Regions from separate parts of the Mus musculus genome. Here region 1 is linked to region 2. Evidence: chromatin loops called from intact Hi-C (ENCODE). Cell type or tissue: heart. All regions are shown on one strand.

Region 1 (8,000 bases), 1.7 Mb before region 2:
CAAATTCTGTCTCATCAGAAGATCGTTTTCCTTGTTACTTGTAGTTTGCTTTACAGTGGGAGGCCCTAAGCTCATCTCCAGAACCATAAAAATCAAACCAAAACAGGATAATGTTACTCCGTCATTCACTTAGCATTTATATCTGGTACAGCGTTTTGGATTGTAATAGGCTTTCAGTAAGTTTTTGTACTTGAAGTAGAAGACCTAGATTTGATGTTGGGTATTGCGTGCTTGTCCCTTAGCACCTCTGTGTCATCCAGCTTTGCTTGCATGAATGAATAGGTATCTACTGTATGAGATACATATGTAAATATGAGATGGATGCTGGTGTTAGCTGTGTAGACCAGGCTGGTGTTAATTTCACTCTGTAGACCGGGTGATTTCGAATTCAGAGATCTACCTGTCTCTGCCCCCAGGTGCTGGGATTAAAGGCATATGTCGCCATAGCCAGCTAAAAGGTTTATTCTTGGTTATATATAAAATAAAGCATACATATACATAAATAATGTGTGTGGGTTTGTGCACATGAATGCAGGTGGCTGCAGAGGTCAGAGGCCTTTGGATTTTTGGAGTCAGGTCTTTTGAAGTTGGAGTTGCAGGCAGTTATGAGCCACCTAATGTGGATGCTGGGAACTGAACTCAGGTGCTCTGCACTCTTTAATGGCTTAACTCTCTCTTCTTTTTCCAAATTTGTTTGAATCAGGATCTCATGCAGCCCAGGCTTAAAAAATTGCTTTTGTTTCATTTAAATTTGTTTATTTAAAAAAAATTCTGTGTATGGATATGGGTATGTGCATGTGTACGTAGGTGCCTGTGGAGGCCAGTGTCATCAGAACCCATGGAGCTTGTGTTACAGCACCTATGAGCGGCTTGACATCGGTGCTGGGAACTGAGCTTAGGTTCTCTGAAAGAGTGGTAGATGCCTATAACTTCTGAGTTCTCTCTCTCCAAAGCCCCAGATTTTAAAAAAATATTCTTTTATCATGTATATGGATGGGGGTGCCTGCAGAGACCAGAAGAGGGCTTAGATTCTCTAGAATTGGAGATAGGGGTGTCTGAGCCACCTGGTGTGGGTATTGGGAACTGAGCTTGGGTGCTGTGGAAGAACAGCAGGTGCTGCTAATCACTGCCTTCCCCTGCCAGATCCCCACACCTGCTTTTAAAAAACTAGATTTTTAGGCAGAGGCAGGAGGATTTCTGAGTTCGAGGCCAGCCTGGTCTACAGAGTGAGTTCCAGGACAGCCAGGGCTACACAGAGAAACCCTGTCTCGAAAAACCAAAAAAAAAAAAACAAAAAACCAAAAAACCAAAAACCCAACCAACCAACCAACCAAAAAAACTAGATTTTTTTTTTATGGTTTTAGTGATAGTTAAAAAGGAATCTACCTCCTTTCTTTTCTTTTTTTTGAGATAGAGTAGACCTCCCTTGTTGTGGTAAATATTATTTGGGGGTTTCTACCCTACTTTAGAAGCATTTAGTTCCCAAATAAAAGACACAAAAATTTTATATTTATAGTAATCCTTAAAGCTCTAGAGCTGAGCAGATATCAACCCTCTTATTTTGTCTATTTCCCTGTCAATAACCCTGAGAAATCATTTGCCATGTTCCCTCTGGGTAGTTCCTACTCCAACAGGCCAGCCCTCATGGCCATGTACTCATGATCCACCTACCCCAAGGTGACTTCTTCCTTCTCTCTCATCCCCTCATTGTCCCGGCCTCAGATCCCAAGCCTGGGAATCAAAGCCCTGCCTTCCTTTCTTCTGCCCAGTTACAGGCTGTGGGCATTTTTATTAACCAATCATGGATAGCGTGTGTGTGTGTGTGTGTGTGTGTGTGTGTGTGTGTGTGTGTGTGTGTGTTGGGGGGTGGTTGGGTGGTTTATATAACAAAAGCTGGTATACAAGAGGATCTGCTTGTCTTGGAGCAGCCAAACCTAGGGGTGCAGAATTTAGCATTTGATTACAAGTAGCATCAAACTAACCCACTAAACTCCTGGCTTGGAACTCTACTTCTGCACCATGAGTTGTGGGATTAAAGTGTATATACCACCACACCTAGCTGGAAAAGTTTTTTAAAAAAGGTTAGTACAGTAGTGGTAGCACATGCCTTTATTTCCAGCACTCAGGAGGCAAAGGCGGGCGGATCTCTGAGTTCAAGGCCAGTCTGACCAACAGAGTGAGCTGCATTGCACTATAGCCAGGGCTACACAGAGAAACCCTGTCTCTAAAAACAAAACAAGCAAATGAGTTGGGGCTGGAGAGACAGATTAGCATTTAAAAGCTTTGGACACTTTTCCAGAGGACCCGAGTTCACTTCCCAGCACTCATATGGTGGCTCACTACCATATGTAATTCCAGTTCCAGGGAATCTGACTCCCTCTTCATGGTACACAGACATACATGTAAGCAAAATCACTCATACACACAAAATAGATAAATAAAAATTAAAAAACATTGAGTGGGCTGGCAAAAGGACTTAATGGGTAAAGGTGTTTGCCTTCCAAGCCTGATGACCAGTGGTTGATCCTTGGAACTCATGTAAAGATAGAAGACACACACACACACACACACACACAAGAGAAAGAAAGGAAGAAAAAAAAAAGGAAAGAGAAAATATTACTAACCTAGTTATGTCTCAAAGGATAACATTGCCCATATAGGCACTCAGGAGAAGTCAAGCTGAATGGACTGGTTTCCTTACTTGAGAATTTATGAAACTTTTGGGAATGTCAGTGTCATGAAATCTAATGGGGTGGGGTGGGGGTGTACCAGGTGGGCCCATGCCAAGATGCCCTCCTGGGAAATCTTGCCATGCAACAGACCTAATATAAAGGAGGTTTATTTGGGGAAAGGGGAGGGAGTTACGAGGTAGAGGCGGACAAACAGGAGAAGGGCCATGAGGGAAGAGAAGCTGAGTCAGAGAAGTACAGAAAGAAGGCGGGGGTAGAGACTGGCTGGGAACACATGGGAACAGAGAGAGAGAGAGAAAGCTAGGGTGGTGATTATTCCTTTTATATGTCACACCTGGCTGCAGCAGCAGGTATTGGTGACAGGTGATGATGTAAGCTGTTGCTAGGTCCCTGGGAGATGCCTAGCGGAAACTGCTTGTAAGTTAACAGTCACACAGAGCTCCAGGCTAGGCTGAGGGATGGTATGATTCTAGATACATATGTAAATATGGTCAGAAGGAATGGGGTTCTGTCTTACTGGTGTCCAGAGTAAACAGCCTATGGGTGTACAGAATGAGCAGCAAGTCATTAGCATGGATTCCTGAGGCACTGTGATACTGAGAAGACTGTGCCTAGCAATGCCTGTCCTCTGCTGTTTGTGCCACAATGGCTCTCTTTGGACTAGCTTTTCTCTCTAGTAACTTGTAATTTTTTTTTTTTAATTTAAAAACATGATTCTGTCTTTATTCTCCCTGTGTTGGGCTTCTGTTTTCTGAAGATGACATTTTGTTTTCTGATTGTCAAAAGTGCATATCAAGAAAATTAAAGCTCAAGTAGTCTGGGAGGAAACAATTGTGGTGAGTAGCTTATATGAGTTGCTTTTCTTCTTCTAGTAAGAAAATGCCTGATAAAAGCAGTTTAAGGGAGGAAGGGTTTACTTTGGCTCACAGTGTGAGGGTGTAGTTCATCATGGTGGTGAAGGCATAGTATTAAGAGCGTGAGACAGCTGGTTACATTGTAACCAGTGCAGTTGGTTACATTGTATCCACAGTAAGGATGCAGAGGTAGATGGATGCTGGTGTTAGCTGGCTTTCTTCTTTTTCTTCAATCCAAGACCCTACTTGTAAGGAGCATCATCCCATATCACTTAACTACAAATTCCTTCACAGATAAGTCCAGAGGCTTATCTCGGAGGTGATTCTAGATCTTGTTAAGGTAGCACTATTGTCTTACCACAGAGGTCAAATAAAAGGTTTAGATTGTAATCTGGTTAATATCTCATAGAGTTGTTTAATAAAAAAAAAAAATGAAATTTCCCCTTTCAAAGGATAAAGGGTATAAGAAATTTGTAGGGCTGGCGAGATGGCTCAGTGGTTAAGAGAACCGACTGCTCTTCCGAAGGTCCCGAGTTCAAATCCCAGCAACCACATGGTGGCTCACAACCATCCCTAATGAAATCTGATGCCCTCTTCTGGAGTGTCTGAAGACAGCTACAGTGTACTTACATATAATAAATAAATAAATCTTAAAAAAAAGAGATTCTTAGTTTAAAAAAAAAAGAAATTTGTAGAAGAAAAAATAGTCAACAGAAAGGACTTTGAGTAACAGAAGACATATCATTTAAAATAGTAATAAGGTGTTAAGGTTTCACAGGTTTTTATGGTAGGTGAATGAATACTTATGTGCTGCTGTTTAGAGAGTTACCTGAAGACTTTCTGGAGAGCATTTTGGGAATATATGTCAATCATAAAACTACTCACATTTTTATTCATTAGTTATAAGGATTTTTTAACTTAAAATATTTTTATAATCTTCATTTTACTTCAGAATTTATCTTATGTTAAAAGCCTTTCTTTCTGCTGGACAGTAGAGGTACACATCTTTAATCCCAGCACTTGGGAGGCAGAGGTAGGCGGATTTCTGAGTTCGAGGCCAGCCTGGTCTACAGAGTGAGTTCTAGGACAGCCAGGGCTATACAGAGAAACCCTGTCTCGAAAAACCAAAAAAAAAAAAAAAAAAAAAAGAAAAAAGAAAAAAAAAAAAAAAAAAAAGAAGGAGTTCTAAGGCTACACAGAGAAACCCTAACTCGAAAAATGACCAAAAAACAATAACAAAAAAGTTTTTTTTTTTCATTTAGACAATAATATATTCTGTAATGGTGCTAGTAGCTGTTCAGAATGCCTCGTTTTTTACAAAGCATTTCTTTGTAATTTCAGTCCTACAAGATTATTAATTTTGCCCCCAGCTTGCTTCGGATCATAGTCTCTGACCATGTGGAGTTCCCTGTGCGTCAGGCAGGTAAGTTGCATTTTCAAGTCAATGAGCATTCTACTTTAAATCTAAATATTTACAATGTACTGTATAAGACCTGTACAAGAACATGACAGCTAAAATTCCAGCATTGATCCAGGAATGACCCTTACGGCCTCCAACCCTATTGAAAGAGCTGCTGGCAGTTGATGGCTGCTGAAGGAGAGTCACTCTCCTTTGGTGATGTGGCTGATGGTAAGAAGCTCACGTCTCAGTGGATGGCCACACACTCAGGTTCCTAGGGCATCACTGATTTGACTCAGGGCTATTAATAATAACAGTAAAAAATAAAGAGGAAATGAAGATTGGGTGGGTATACCATAGGGATCACTAGGGAAGTTGAAAGGAGGCAGTGGTGGGTTGATATGATCAATATACATTATCTAAATGTATGTAACACTCAAGGAATAAAAAATATAATTTAAAAATATGTATTCAAAAGTCTTTTGAAAAATTAGGAAGAATCCCAGCACTCGGGAGGCGGAGGCAGGCGGATTTCAGAGTTCAAGGCCAGCCTGGTCTACAAAGTGAGCTCCAGGACAGCCAAGGCTATACAGAGAAACCCTGTCTCGAAAAACAAACAAACAAACAAACAAACAAACATTAGGAAGAGCACATGAAATACTTCTAAGACATTTTCTTTTCTCTTGAAAAGTTAGTGGTAAATACTGAGTTCTCACTGCTACTCTAGTTTTTTGTTTTGTTTTTTGGTTATTTTATTCTCTGCTTTCATCTATCCATCAGTTCCTTGCCTTTCTAACATTGCTGTTTTCCATTTTGCTTTTCTACTTTTAATAATTTTTCTCTCTAATTTGTTATGATCCCAATAGCATTACCATAGGTCACTTAGATTAAGACCACAGATTTATAGATCTGAGTTCTAGTGGCATTTGTGTCAACTCACAGATGTAGTGTATTGCTTGGACTTTTTTCTTTTTTTTTTCAGAGACAGGGTTTCTCTGTGTCATAGCCTGGCCTCAAACTTACAGAATTCTGCCTACCTCTGCCTCCCCAGGGCTGGGATTAAAGGTGTGGGACACCACCAATGTGACTTTGAATGGATGTTTGAATGGGGACCAGAACTTTTTCTCTCTTTCCTTCCTTCTCTCCTTCCCTTTCTTTTTCTTTTTTTTATTAGTACCAGGAAGTAGACTTTTTGTTTTAAATATGAAGCTTATTTATATGCCTGATGTATATCTTCTTCCCTTATCCCTTACATGTAGTCAGGGTGGGCTTTGATCTTTCTGTCTCTGCCTTTCAAGTTCTAGGCTTATAGGTGTGTACTACCATGTTTAGCTTTTTCTATTATTGCATGAGTAGCCTTACCCAGTCACATTATAGAATAGAATAATTATACTGAGGTAAATGAGATGCTTGGTTTAAAACACACACATACACATTTCCACATATATGCATGCTTACCATGCTGTTAAGGTTTTTTTTTTTTTTTTTTACTTAAACACATTGAAATCCTAGGTGCATCAAAATGTATGAAAGAGGGCTTATAGGATATCAAGTTCATAATTTAGTTAAATTTTGGTCACATTTTAACCAATACAGAACATGTTATATTTTTCAATGGTGAAATGCTTTTATTATCCATGTTTAATTCATAGTAAAATTGAAGTAGAAGAAACTTTGCTGGGAGCAGAAAGGAAAGAGAAAGCTGGGGCGCTCTTCAGAAACATGTCTGTCTTTATACACGTTTGAGAGTATGTGTTTATACTAAGTATTAAACTGGAATGGTTAAACTTCATATTCTTTCTTTTCTCTTTTCTCTCTTTGAGACAAGATCTCAACTTTGAGTTGATTATATAGCTCAGATTGGCTTTAGACTTGAAGCAGTCTTCTGTCTCAACTTCCCCATGTGCTGGGGTTAAGGCAGTGCATCACCATGTCTAGCCACATCTCTTATTACACTGGGGAGCTAGCTCAGTGGATGAAATGCTTTACCTGCACGAGTGAGGATCCATGTTCTGATTCCCAGAACCTGCATGACATCCAGCCATACCTGGTGGCCTCCTGTAATCCTATCACCCAAAGGCAATGTTGGGTTACCACAAACATACACCAAACAAAATAAAGCAGCCTCACAGCAGTAATTCAGCTAATTTCTTCCAAATGTCTTTTTGTCCAATGTTGAAAAAGTAGAAACAATGATTTATAGATTTTGATAGCTAGGGATACAGATTTCTTGAGATTTTCCAAATATATCTGAGAGTGGATGTCTATTTATGAATTATAAATAATATATCAAAGAATTAAATGAAATTACCAGTGCTATAAGGGCACAAATACTCCTGAATGTATAGGGTGACGGGGGACAGGATCAGCAGCAGACAGCAGGTTTACTGTTACGTTTGAGAAAAGGGAAATTTCCTGATGACACTGTATTTGTACTCAGTCTGAAAACTTGGACATGATTCCAAGGTCATGTCTATGTCACTCAAGGATGTCCTCCAGCTTGGTGGGCTATTCCTGTGGGACTCCCAAATAAAATTCTTGAATTCTTCCCATCTTCCCTTCCCAAGTTGGGGAACTTTTGCACCTGTAAGCTTTTCCATCTTGGGTGGGCATTGTACTATACAAGGCTGAATTGTAAGGCTGAGTCCAACACATCTGTTTTTCTCTTAAACTCAGCTGCCATCTACCTGAAGAACATGGTGACACAATACTGGCCAGACAGGGAGCCTCCACCAGGAGAAGTGATATTTCCATTCAATATTCATGAGAACGACCGGCAGCAGATCCGTGACAACATTGTGGAAGGGATAATTCGGTCTCCAGATTTGGTGAGGTAGGCCACACCCTGTCTGCATGATCTGAGGAGGCATTTGGCCTTGGCTGGGACTATTAGGTATAGTCTTCAGCTTTGTTTGTGTCTATGTATTTTTTATTTTTTTGAGACAGGTCTCATATATCCCAGGCTAGTCTCAAGTATACTGTGTGACCAAGGATGGCCTTGAACTTCTAGTCCTCCTGTCTCCATTCTCAATTGCTGGGATTACAGCTGTATGCTGC
Region 2 (8,000 bases):
AAAGGACGCGGCCTCCACCATCTCGGACAGCACACTAGCCTCGGCCAGCTCGTCCTCGCTCAGGCCCCAGCCCTCGCGCGCGCCGCCCGCGTTGATGAAGTCCAGCACCAGCCGCAGGCCCGGAGCGCTCAGGCCGCGCAGCTGCTGCACCTCCGGGCCCACCTCGGGCCGCACGGCCTCGCGCATGCCGGAGCGGTAGAGCGCGCGGAAGTAGTCGCTCTGTTCGATCAGCTTGCTCTTGCTCACCGGGTAGCAGCGGTCTTCCAGGCGGATCTGCACCATCTCCTCGGCCGACATGGCTGGGCCGCTGCGCCCCGCCGCTCGGCCGCTCAGGCTCCTCCCCCGGGCGCACAGCCTCCGCCGAGCCCGGCCTGCGCTCTCGCTTCCTTCCTTCCGCCGCCGCGGGCCGCGGGCCCCGGGCTCAGCCCCGCCGGTGCGTCACACGCCCTCCGAGTAAACGGCCTCTCTGATCTTTAATCCATGTGTCTATGTGGGTTCCTCCGCTACAATGCAGGTGCCAGGAAGCCAAAGGCGGCAGATCACCCTGCAGCCTGAGGTAAGGGCGGTTGTGAGCTGCCCTACGCGGAAACGGAGCTCCTGTCCTCCGCAGCAGGAGTGTGCACTCTTAACCACTGTGCATTTCTCCAGCACGGTGTTGTTAGGAAACAAACAAACGCGTCGGTTCGCGGTGCTCGCCCCCTACGCACAAGTCACCGTACTTGATCTTCTGGTGTTTCCCGCAGCCCCACAGTCCCTGTGTGAGTTTTCCTGGGCCAGTCAGTACTGCGAGGTTTTAGATCCGCGGGGTGGTTCCAGAGTGGACTAACGGATTACTAGGGCTAAGCAATTTATTAGAAGAGTTATTAACTCCATGGACAAGACAGACAGATAGGAAGGCAGGCAGTGGCATGGTTCAAACCCCAGCACCAAGACAGCAGAGTCTCTGAGCAGCAAAAAGGGCAGGTGGGTGGAGAGGATGCGGAGATGGGGATGCGGAGATGAAGATGCGTCAGAGCTGTCCCCTCTGGGTAGCACTTGCCCGCTCTCATCCCTATCTACCCCACCACCACCATCCCATCATAGCTGTTAGGAAAGAACATTTTCCTATGTTCCCTGGCGGGACGCTTGGTTAGAAGGCTGGATCCCAAAGGCTGTAATGAAGCGATAGTGTCTGCCCTGGTACCCATGGTGCCCTGCCTTGCATTCCCCAGCATTACTGTGTCCGTCGGCTGCTTCACAGAGAGAGGGCTGTCGGCCATTATATTCTGCAGAATACACACAAAGGTAAGGAACTATGAAGTACAGAAAACATTCTAGCAGGATCCGGCCTTCCCATGGGAAAGAGACACAACACATGGACCTGAGGCTTGCTATGCCTTACTTTCTTGGATACTCTGAGAAACTTGGAACACAGCCCCGTGATTGACAGGCCTGCAATCATTCCTGGCAGGCTTCCGTTCCCCATCTGTCACTCTCAGTGTTTGGGGTATGAGGAGGGTTTCAGGTGAGGGGCCAAGGATTTAGTAGATTCTACAGCAAGGCAAAATGCCACAGCTACCATTAGACATCAGGCTGGGGGCTTCTGGGAGGGCTGACTTAAAAAAGGCTGGACCTGGATCTGTCTGCGCCTCCATCAGCAAGGCAGGATTCAGTGAGTCACCAGAAGAACAGGCTCTTAGTCTCTGGCTCTTTAGAATCTTTACCAATGGAAGCTTTTGTTTCCAGACCAACTGGTATTCTCTTGCCTTTTAAAACAAACCAGAAAGCCAACCTTTGAGAATGATTCTCATTAGAGAGGCAATTCAACCCTGGTCACATTACCACAGTGAGGTCAGCTGGACTGCAATCTGAAGTGGTACCTGACAATACTGGGCACCGCTCCTGCAAGATTTTAACCCCTGGCCATACGATGGGGCATCTTAAAAGATCCAATAACTTCAGTAAACCACACAGTGTTCTAAAAAGCTGGGCATAAAGACAAATACATATAAACTTCTTTGTTACAAAGTATTTAAGCTATAGTAGTATCAAGGCTTCATGAACACGTTGTTTAATGTCATCATTGAGTGGATGAAGCTGTCATTGATCATTAAACACTGACAATTGGTGCTCAGGGTCACAGCCCTAAGGGGCTCACTGCTGTTGCTTTGCTAAATGGATATGCTATCAAGTTACCTTCTGAATACTTACGTTCATAGCCACAGATCAGTGCTGCTCTCCATCCGCCTTGGCCCAAGAAGTCTCTGTCTGTAGTGGGCAGACAGCTCATCAAAGTGCTGAGAACAAGGGACTGGGTGTTCAGCCCTAACCGGACTTCTATAGCAACCTCTCCCCACAAGCTCAGGGAACTACTTGGAAGAAGGGGCTAAAAGAGCATAAAGGTGGGAGAGTGGGGAGGATTTGCTGTGGAATGTGTGTCTTTTGTACGGGAAGAGGAGATCACACTGGTGAGCTCTCAGAACTATGGTCTGCACTAGATAGCCAACAAGAAGAATGGTCAACATTCCAGCAAGGTTACCAAAAAAAGAAGAAGAAGAAGAAGAAGAAGAAGAAGAAGAAGAAGAAGAAGAAGAAGAAGAAGAGGAGGAGGAGGAGGAGGAGGAGGAGGAGGAGGAGGAGGAGGAGGAGGAGGAGGAGGAGGAGGAGGAGGAGGAGGAGGAGGAGGAGGAGGAGGAGGAAGAGGAGGAAGAAGAAGAGGAAGAGGAAGAGGAAGAGGAAGAAGAAGAAGAAGAAGAAGAAGAAGAAGAAGAAGAAGAAGAAGAAGAAGAAGAAGAAGAAGAAGAAGAAGAAGAAAGCAAGCCAGCCAGCCAACAGAGGGCCTGAAGCAGGAAGGGGATATTTACTGGAAGTGTTTGGGGGAGGAATTAATTGGTGGAGAGTATGCTCCAGATATATTATGTACATGTGTGAAATTGTCAAAGAGGAGATTAATTCAAAAATATTTTGTGCAAATTAACAAGCACATCCATATCATTAGCATACAAATTTTGTTTTAATACATGGTAAAATTCTATGCATTTCAAAGATTTGTTTAAAATAAAATTCTTTTTTTAAAAAAAATATTTATTTTGTACACAGTTTCTCTCTTCAGACGCACCAGAAGAGGGCGTCAGATTCCATTACAGATGGCTGTGAGCCACCATGTGGTTACTGTGAATTGAACTCAGGACCTCTAGAATCGTCAGTGCTCTTAACTCCTGAGCCATCTCTCCAGCCCCAAAATAAAATTATTTCTGGTTTACTATCAGTGAATGTTTGATTTGTGCATCTACTATACACCTGGGGTCAAGAAAACACTCTCTGGCAAAATAAGTCATGTGACAAACACCTTTAATTTCAGAATTTAGGAGGCAGAAGGAGTCAGATCTGAGTTTAAGGCCAGCCTGGTCCCCATAACAAGTCCCAGGCTAGCCAAGCCTGCACTGGGAGACAATGTCTCAAAAACATAGGTGTTGAAAGTGAGGAAAGTTGACTTGTCTCTCAAAGTCAGCGTTCCCAGATCAGTGGCAGAACATTTAGCCAGCACACACAAGGTCCTAGGTCTCCATGACAGCACCAAAACCAGAAAAGATCCTGTTAGAAATAACTAACAGACGGCTGGTGGTGCTCACACCTTTAGTCACAGCATCCAGGAGGCAGAGGCAGGCCTACCTGAGTTCAAGGTCAGCCAGGACTACATAGAGAAACCCTGTCTGGAGAAAAGGGGGGGGGGGCACGAGCAGGGCAGAGAGAGAGAGAGAGAGAGAGAGAGAGAGAGAGAGAGAGAGAGAGAGAGAATAAATAAGGTTATGTCCAGCTGGCTGGCTGGTGGGGTGGCTGGGCAGGTCAAAGTGCTTGCTGAGGACTCCTGATACTCTGAGTTTGAACTTCGGAACCATGTGGTAGCAGGAAAACCCAACTCTGGCAAGTTGTCTCTGCCCACCACATGGGCAAACACGAAGTGGCTGTGAGACATGCGCATTCGAATGGTGTTCAGCAGGGAGGCAGGTAGGTGGGGTCACAGAGTTACTGGGGATGGAGCCATATGCCTTTTCAAGGCTGTCATATTTCCCCTTCGTTATGAGCATGCTGAATTGGGGTCGAATTCTTAGTTTCTTTTAGGCTTACAAGAAAACTACTGGCCCTAAGAAGTAACCAGAATATATACAATTGCATTTATCGCAAAATTAAACATTTTAAATATATTTCTTTTTCTACTTTTTTCCTTTTAAGTTTTGTTTTTGTTTTCTTTGTTTGTTTGTTCTTCGAGACAGGGTTTCTCTGTATAGCCCTGGCTGCCCTGGAACTGACTTTGTAGACCACCACGTATGTCCGGCTCTTGTTTTTTTTTTTGTTTTGTTTTGTTTTGTTTTGTTTTGTTTTGTTTTGTTTAATAATAAAAAGTCAAACAAGTACACGAACTGGTTTTCTCTGGAGCCAGAACAACAAAACTTAGGGAGAAAAAAAAATACAGTCGTCACCAGCTCTTAAGCCTATAGTGAACACCTCACAAAACAATGTGTTGTTTCTGAAAACAGAGCCTCCCTTAATCTGAGGTCAAGAGACTAGGTAATTGTTTTCTCAGCAGCTAGGGTTTCTCCTGGCCTTTATGCCTGCCTAGGAAAAGGTGTCTGTGACTCTTTACTCCTAGAGAAAGAAGAATAGCTGACTAGCTGACGGGAGCATCCCCGCCTTCAAAAGAGCAAGGGTCAGAACACCAAAACTTTCTGGACAGGGTCCAGAGAGAAAGCAGCAAGGCCAGCACTCTCCCGGGGCCCAGCTGGAAAGGAACAAAAAAGGAGCCGAGATGCCTCGGCAGAAGGACGCCCCTTGCAGCCCTAGCAGCCCATGATCAGCTCCAGCTGCCTCCCTTCAGCACGGAGAGATGCGGGCTGTGGAGCTGCTACTGCTGCTGGGGCTGGCTAGCATGGTGCATGGGCTCTGCTCACCCACTGTGTTCTACAGAGATTGCTGGATCCGCCGCTTCCCGGGGATGCTCTTGGACCTGGAGGAGTCTCAGAGGCTGGGCGCCCAGTTCCTCAAGTACTACTCGGAGAACACCGGGCAGAAGTGCGGCCGCAGCTGCTGCCTCCGGAAGGATGGTGAGAGCGAGAGGGGGCTGGCAGAGCCCACTTGGGTAGTTTCACAGCACAAGGCCAAGGCTAGGGGGTAGAACCAGGGAAGACCCCGAAACCAGAGCATAAGGCCCATAGTGGGAGATCCAAAGAGGACTCCAGGAGCACGCCCAGGTGTGTGTGTGGGGGGGGGGGGGGGGGCAGAAGGACCCAGGGTGGGCAGCAGCAGAGCCGGTGATTTTGAACCCACGGTATCCTGCGTTCTTTGACAAAGTGCTAAAGGGACATATTTCTTTCAGGGTTAACTAACTTGATTATTTTATAATCCAAATGTTTCCAATAAACCAGGTGCTGTGGCCCATGACTACAATCCCAGCATTTAGGAACTGGAAAGTGGTGGTGGGGGGATGGGGTGGATCAAGGGCTCAAGGCAAGCCTCAGTTACACTGTGAGCTGAAACCAGCAGGGGCTAAGATTGTGTTTCAAAACCAAAACAACAAACACAAACAACCTGGATTTACAGTAACCAACTTTCAAACTGTCATTATTTACTTTTGTTTCTCAGTGCTTTTAAGATGTTTTCTGTTAAGTCTGAGAATCTTAGTGTTTTGACCACTTTCACCCCCACTCTGCCCTCTAACCTCTAACTTCTAACCTTTCTAGATCCCTCACCACCACTCCCTTCATATTCTCCTTTTAAAAAAATAACCTACTGACTCCAGTTTGTCTTGCCCAGATTTTCCTGGGCATGACCAAGAACTGCTCCTCTAAGGGGGAGAAAAAAGAAGGAAAGAAAGAAAAACCAACTAACCAACCCTGAGTCCCCCTCCCATGAAGCCATCAACTGTCAACAGCTCCGCAGTGAGGAGTAAGGGCTCACGATCTCCTTCTAACTCCTGCTGGAAAGCGAACTGGCTTAATCCTGTACTGGTCTGGTACAGCAGTGAGGCTCTGTTTGTTTGAGATGTACTTACATGTGGCCCAGTTTGAACTCACTTTTCCGTGGTGGAGGCTGGCCTTGAATTCCTGGTCCTCCATCCACGAATCCCAAGTGCTGGGATGATAAGCAAGCACCACCATGTTTAATAATTTCTCCTTAAAATAACTTTTGGTGGTTTCAGTGTCATGCCTATCTTATAAGATGTATCTCCAGGCTTAAAAAGCATGGGGCACATTGTACAGGAAGTTAGAGTGTAGATATGCTATCTTCAAGTTTCCCTATAAATGGGATTTGGGTGTGAACGCCTTCAAGGTCAAAACTGCTTGGAGACATTTTCATTTCTTTTAAAGCTAGGTAGAAAGACACGAGAGCAACACAGTGTATTGTGAAAGCCATCCCCACAGGGGCCTCATGGTCTTTTTAACCATAATTTGATACTGATTATTCATTAAAGACATTGCTTAGCCAATTGCATATGCAAATTTCTGAATAAAGTTTAGAGCGTCTAGGAGGGCGGCCAGATTTTCAGGGATTGTGGTTTGAGAGACTTGTCCCAAGCCATGACCTTCAAAGCTAAAGAGGCACAAAGAACAATCGGTCTGATAAGGAATCTTTTCAGAGCAGGGTCACAGGCTGGGGTTTCTGTTAAATCTGTAGGGTGCCTGTCTAGCATGCTGGAGGCCTCCAGTACATAAACCCAGAGTGGTGGCCCACTTCTGTAACCTCAACACTTAGGGGGACATGCAGGGAGATCACAAGTTCAAAGCTGTCCTCAGCTATGTAATGAGTTTGAGGCCAGCCTGGGATACACGAAATCTTGCTGAAATGAAAACAAAACAGAGCTGGGAAAATAGATGGCTTAGTGGCTAAAGTGCTTGCCAGACAAGTATGAGGTCCCAAGTTTGAATCCCCAGAGCCCACTTAAAGCTGAGCACAGGAGTATGAGCATCTATAATCCCCAGTGGCCCTAAAGGGAGATGGAAGGTAGAGACAGGGGAATCCTTGATAGCTCGCAGGCCAACTAGCCTAAGGCATGTAGCAGCCAAAAAGCAAAGAGACTGTGCTTCAAACAAGGTGGAAGAGGACTGACCCCCAAGGCTGTCCGCTGACACATGCATACTCGCACACATATATCACACTCACAGACATATCACACATCAACATTAAAGAGAAAAACAGTTCAGGGCAGTCATCCAGGACACTCCATGAGCCCAGAGCCTCTGCAGCCAGGAAGGCAAGACAGGACGACAGGGCCCAGACTTGTCACACTTCTGCACGGAGTTGGAACATTGAAACATACACATGAACTAGAAGGTCAGTTTCCTTACATCCTTCCTTTCTCCCCTCCCTCCCTCTCACCCTGTCCTCTTCTTGGGGAATCCTGATCCGTCCCCTTCGGCCTCTGGAAAGCTGAGATTATGGGTGGGCACCACATTCCCAGCTCCATAGAAAGCATGTCATAGGGCCAGAGAGATTAGAGACTGTTTAGTGGATAAGAACTCCTATGACTTTTGTAGAGCAGCACCTGAGTGGCTCACACCTTCTATAACTCCAGGTCCAGGGATCTGATACCTCAGTTCTCCACAGAATGCATTGATGCCACATGCCTCCCCTCTCATAGATATACAAGTACACATAATTAAAAATAAAATAAATCTTTCATAAAAAATTATTCCAATAAAAATCAGTCTCTATAAGAGAGGTGTGGTGGCTGATACCTGTAATCCCAAAACTTGGGAGGCTGAGGCAGGGGCATGGTCATGAATTTGTGGTCACTCTGGGATATATAATAAGCCTGAGTTCAAGAGCAGCTTAGGCTATAGAGTAAGATCCAATACTGTTCTCTATCACACCAATGACTTTCTTATCTCAAATCTAAATATTAAATAACTTTTTCAGTTCCTTTTCCTTACAACTTCCCAGAACCATCCTCGGGGGTTTTGCAACCCAATGCAGTAGTAATTAATTTTGTCTTATTCTTTCTCTCCTGGGGGAAAAGAAAATGC

The links. Peaks named below come from ENCODE experiments on the same cell type or tissue, not always from the same donor. Only the 100,000 strongest peaks of a DNase experiment are listed, where the experiment ranks them.
Region 1: it touches region 2 in a loop (7-fold over the local background); 2 of 42 quality-filtered maps call a loop at or near these places.

What each region holds. Positions count from the first base shown.
Region 1 is chr6:148,821,371-148,829,370 of GRCm38, reverse strand. Ipo8 (importin 8) reads left to right here. Exons shown (of 25, transcript NM_001081113.1): 2 at 4,886-4,967; 3 at 7,620-7,776. Among named protein-coding and RNA genes, the nearest start is that of Ipo8, 6.1 kb to the left of the region's middle. In heart, no CTCF peak of the experiment used is centred here; no DNase peak of the experiment used is centred here.
Region 2 is chr6:147,083,829-147,091,828 of GRCm38, reverse strand. It overlaps Mansc4 (MANSC domain containing 4), which reads left to right and starts at 4,797. Exons shown (of 3, transcript NM_001034903.3): 1 at 4,797-5,081. The coding sequence starts at 4,865. Klhl42 (kelch-like 42) reads right to left here and starts at 754. Exons shown (of 3, transcript NM_001081237.1): 1 at 1-754. The coding sequence starts at 297. In heart, a CTCF peak has its summit at 3,092 (motif pointing right); DNase peaks (open chromatin) are centred at 358 and 4,828; H3K4me3 peaks cover 2,153 bases; H3K27ac peaks cover 1,756 bases; H3K27me3 peaks cover 272 bases.